Linked DNA regions of Mus musculus: region 1 is linked to region 2. A link is a loop called in an ENCODE intact Hi-C map of the cell type or tissue named here. Cell type or tissue: left cerebral cortex. All regions are shown on one strand.

What was found. A loop is a pair of places that touch in the nucleus more often than their neighbours do. Peaks named below come from ENCODE experiments on the same cell type or tissue, not always from the same donor. Only the 100,000 strongest peaks of a DNase experiment are listed, where the experiment ranks them.
Region 1: a loop joins it to region 2, with 3 times the contacts of the local background. A loop is called at or near these places in 6 of 42 quality-filtered maps.

What each region holds. Positions count from the first base shown.
Region 1 is chr2:151,512,578-151,515,077 of GRCm38, reverse strand. No RefSeq gene overlaps it. Among named protein-coding and RNA genes, the nearest start is that of Gm52533, 4.7 kb to the left of the region's middle. In left cerebral cortex, a CTCF peak has its summit at 1,380 (motif pointing left); DNase peaks (open chromatin) are centred at 988 and 1,311; H3K27ac peaks cover 1,074 bases.
Region 2 is chr2:151,683,530-151,686,029 of GRCm38, reverse strand. Tmem74bos (transmembrane 74B, opposite strand) reads left to right here. Exons shown (of 2, transcript NM_001378411.1): 1 at 1-66. The coding sequence starts at 1. Among named protein-coding and RNA genes, the nearest start is that of Tmem74bos, 1.4 kb to the left of the region's middle. In left cerebral cortex, a CTCF peak has its summit at 1,514; no DNase peak of the experiment used is centred here.

The sequences.
Region 1 (2,500 bases), 170 kb after region 2:
GGTTTCACCTCTCCAATTCTGTGCATCTACAGTTACTTATTGTATAAGGTACCTGATATTTATAAGGCACAGTTTCTCCCTGGATAAATATAATCAAAGCACTTGCCTCCTAAGTATTCAATTAAGGAGGTCATGCCTGCCCAAGTGCTCACACTAAGGGCTCAATAGATGGCAACTATACTCATTAGAAAGTTCTTCCTAGAGTCGAACATTTCACAGATCTCTTTAGTCCCCTCAGTGTAGGGACCACGATAATTTCTCTACTGAATGAGATACACAAAACTACAGAAGCTTAAGTGACTGCTTTAAGGTCATACCTAGCAGAAAATGGAACCTAAACTCAAAGCCAAATCTGCCTGTCTACACCACCTGTCTGCTAGATCTGGCTCTTATGGGAAAGTTTCTTCCCCCAACCCTAACTCTCTGCAGCTGTCTCTGCCTACTTCCCACCCTCACCCTTTCTCTCTAGGGTCTCTTTACACAGCGCTAGCTGTCTTGGAACTCACAATAGATTGCTCTGCCTCTGAGTACTGAGATTAAAGGCATGTACTACCATGTCCAGTGGCTTCCTCTTTTTCAAAAAAACCAATCTCCAGGCATCCTTTACCACCCAACTCTCAGGTGCTCTCTTCTAGACTCCTCCATACTCCCTTGCCATCACTGCCACCTCTGTCCTTTGGGCCTTTTTCACAGCAGAACAACCATGAAGTCTGGCTTTGCAGTACAACAGTGAATGGTTCAAATGTAGTTCTGCCCATTTTTCCATTGGAGGTAAAGTACAAAGTTAGTGTGAAAATAATGGCAGTAGCTGGCATTCTTTGTGGTAGCTCAAGTCCTGGCAACAACCTCAGGTTCTCAGTAGGCAGTAACTGGTAAGCCAGGTGCTGAAACATTCTCTTCACAGCATGTCTCACCTCCTAAGTTCATCTGGTTTTAGTCTGCATTTTTTTTTTAAACCATCTGCACAGAATGAAGCTAGAGTAACCAATGTTCTTTAAAAAGCTACCTCTCTGGCTGAGAGCCTACTGGGAAGATTGTGAGTGGGGGTGTATCCTTTACATAAGAATCTCAACTCCATTTCAATTTCATCTGCCCCACTACTGCTGAACATAGCCAGGTGTGGGTGAAGAATACCAAACACCCTGCCTTGGTAGAGGTTAGGCTCTAGTGAGGGCCAAAGTAAACACACACACAAATGGACAGTATATGTTGTATCAGGCAAGGAGCAAATAAACAGGCCAGAGAATGTCGGGGAGCTGATAGTAGTAGGCAGGAGCTGATCCTGCAAGGTCCCTTAGGAGTTTCCAGGCACAATCAAATGCACACAGGGCACTAGAGAATCAGGCCATAGCATATGGTTAATGTGGTGAAAGGAGCCCTCTGCTGGGTGAGACATGATGTTGGTTAAGGGCAGATCCATGGAATTACTGCTTACTCCACATGAGAGATGAAGGAAGCTGGCCAGGGAGCTAATGGCAAGTAGCACCTAGGTGGCATCGAGGGATAAAGGTACTGACACAGGGTCTACCAGGTTCCTTGGAGCAGCCACGAGGCCCAGCAGGTGCCAGAGAGGCTGCTGCCGTGTGGGGAAGGACTCAGTTCTCTTTAAGGGTGGCCACTGGGAGTCTGAGCATGCTCCAATGAGTATATGGGAAACACAAATTGGACTTGGAATAATTTGGGTGTATGCAGATCAAGGGTGGACCTGCGAGGAATGGGGATAGGAAGCAAGTGTGAAATCCCCAAATTATTAAAAATACCATATTGGGGGGAGGGGGGGGAGACAGAGCTACTGAGATTGATCATGTGCAAGATCTGGCTCAGACTGGGAACAGGTAAGATGCTTCGACCATGTGCTTTCTACCCTGCTTCTCAGGCTTGCTCTCTCTGAAAGGAGCTAGGAAGACAGTCAGACCATTAAAACAGAGCCACACCCATTTGTAAGAAGGAAGACCTTTTATTTGGGCCTGAGAAAGGGTCTCAGATAGTAGCTGTCTTGAATCTAGTGGTTAGAACAGAGCAGGTTAGAAAGAGGGAGCAGCAGGGGGCCTATGTTTGTACCAGTTGCTCTTAGTAAATTCCAAGTCACCCTGAAGAGTCTGGCGGAGAGGGGCATGCTCTATTGTATTGATGGCAGGAAACAGCTAGTGGTACTCTGGAAGGAACTGCGGCAGTATCATCTAAAGCCAAGAATGTGCTCAGTCCCTGCCTGCATGCTTCCTTCCTTCCTTCCATAATCATCTTCTAAGGAGGAAGAGATGTATATAACTCTACTTGTGAGTTGGTTGGTGTAGTAAGATCAAACATGTTTCTTTGAACAAGCTTGAACTGCACTTGTTAGAAAAGGCATCATGAAACCTGACATGGAGGTATAGTAACTTCCAGACCAGCCAGAGCAAACAGTGGGATCCTATCCCCCACAACAGGCATCATAATTAACTTACCTTTACTCTGGTGAATAAGAAGTACTCTTCCGACAGATCAAGACATGTCCAGGCAT
Region 2 (2,500 bases):
ATGGAAATGCCGGGAGAGCCAGCTGCAAGTCTTGGGCAGACCCTGGAGTGGCTGAGGGAGGAGCTGGTAAGTCTTTTCTTTTGCCTTGTCATGTCTCCAAAATATGTATTTTTAAGGCTTCTGGTCACACACACACACACACACACACACACACTTCCCAGGACCTCGCTGGCTGAGATGGGGCTTCAGGCTGAAGTTTGGGTTCTGCAGACACCTTACCTAGATCAGCCACACAGAGTACAATGGAATTCTTAGGTACTGGGAAAGTGGGTCATGGCCTATATAGGAGACACTGGGTGCCGGCCAGACTGGGTTTAGCATTGTACTGGGTGCTGAGACTGTACCTAGCTCTGTTGCTGTGTGACCTTTAGTTAGTGCCTTTACCTTTCTGAGCCTCGGTTTCTTTAATCAGAAGGTGAAGGTAACAATAAAGCTAACATGGTAGGGGTTTCGAAGGTTGTGAGAGATGCCTGTCATTTATCTTATTAATGCTTGGCACTTATGGTTAAACCGGACCCCTGGGAGACACAGGGGATACCCAGCACATTAGCTGGTAAAGCCAAGGAACCAACAAGGGTAGGCCAGGTGGGGCAAAAGTGATGCTGGGCTAGGCTCGGCCATGAGTACTGAAATCAGCTTCCACTGCAGAAGGGGCCAGAAAGAGCCAGCTGGCCTGTGGGACTTCCTCTCAATTGTTGAAACCAACTATGCCTCAGAGGAGCATTCAGGAGGACGTTTACTTCTAGTGTGTTCCTGTCCTCTGTTTCCAGCTGGTAGAGGCTTGTCCACGGGTCACTAACTCTCCTGAGTATCTATACCGTGTTACCTGGGAAGCCAGGTACCATGCCTTCTTCCACTGTGCTGTTTTCTCCAGGCTCCGAAACAAAGAGGCATCCCCAACTATGTGTGCACAGCATCCAAGAGGGAGGAGACTGTGTAGGGACACCGGAGGGGAGAGGGAAAGACAGGATCATCCCAGTAGACCTTTGTGGTTTGCTAGGCAACAGGCCAGCTGGGAGGCAACCCTGATGGGGTTTCTCCTGGGGTTGGGGTCACAGCTGCTGCTGAAGCTGCTTACAAGCCACAGCACCCCAGCAGCACAGCTGGCTTTCCCAGCACAGAGACTTGGACCCATCTGTAAGATGGTCAGGTTGGGACACACAAAAATAAAAATCACTTTTCTTTTTACAGTGCTAAACCTGAACCCCAGGTCAACTCCTCCTCTCTCTTGGCTGCTGTGCACACATATTTGGGGATACCTCTTTATTTTGGGACCTGGAGAAAACACCACAGGGAAAGACATGGTGATTGGCTTCCCAGGTAACATGGCATAGATATTCAGGGGAATTAGTGACCCATGGGTAAGCCTTTACCGACTGGAGACCACAGGACCTTGCATGTGAAATGTTGTACAATTGTGCCACATCCCAGCCCTCTTAAACACTATTTTTAGTGGAAGAATAATTTTAATAATTATCGCTTGTAAAGAGAAACACAATTTGAAAATCTCTTACCTCACCCCCTAGTGGTGCTAGAGGTTATTCCTAGGATACCGTTGTGCCTGAGTTAACTTCCTCAGCCCTTGAACATCTGCATTGCTGAACCTGGGATAGTGCTCCTGGATTCTATACATAAGGAAGCAGGCTGAAGAAGTCATGGTAAGCAAGCCAGTAAGCAGCACTTCGTGACCTCTACATCAACTCCTGCCTCCAGATCCCCGCCTAGTTTGAGTTCCTGCCTTGGCTTCTCTCAGTGGAGTGTGACTCAGGGTGTGCGAGCTGAATAAACCTTTGCTTTACTGAGATAACTGATGTTGGTCAGCTGGAGCTGAGAAATTAGAGGTGATTAAGAAGAGAATAGCATCATTGAGGCAAAGTGTACTAGGAGGTGTTTCTTCAGAGCACACAAAAGCTGTGTTCCAGGGGCAGCTGAACTTGAGTAGTGTAAGAGACACCCAGGTGGCACTGGGTTTGAAGCCACGAACAGCTAGCTGAGGCTTTGCACTGTGAGTGGCCAGGAAATGTCATTGGTGAAGGTACAGCTTCAGTAGCAGTCGAAGGCACAGGATTGAAAGGGTCATGCTGAGAAGTTGAGGCTTGGCAGTGTGAGAAGCACCCAGGAAAGGGTATTGGTGAAAGTGCAGCCCAGTTGCAGTGGAAGACCTCAGCATTTTGGGGATGCCTGTCCCATGGGATGACCACCAAGAACAGCAGCAGCAATGAAGTGGATCCAGCTAGAGCCTGGAAGGTAAGCTATGTGTGCTGCAGAGGGTGGAGCTAGAACAGTAACTCAAGCTGGAGGAGCCCAGAAGATCTGAGTGAATCTGAGCCCAATTATTGGACCTTGTTATTCACACTGTTTGAGTTTGGCTTGTTTTGATCAGACTGTGACTCTGCCGTCATTCTCCCCTCTTGAAGAAAGTAATTTTTTTTTTTAACAGAGCCCATAGTTGAGAGACTTTGAACTTTTAGAAGAGATTTTGGATTTAAAAGAGACTTTA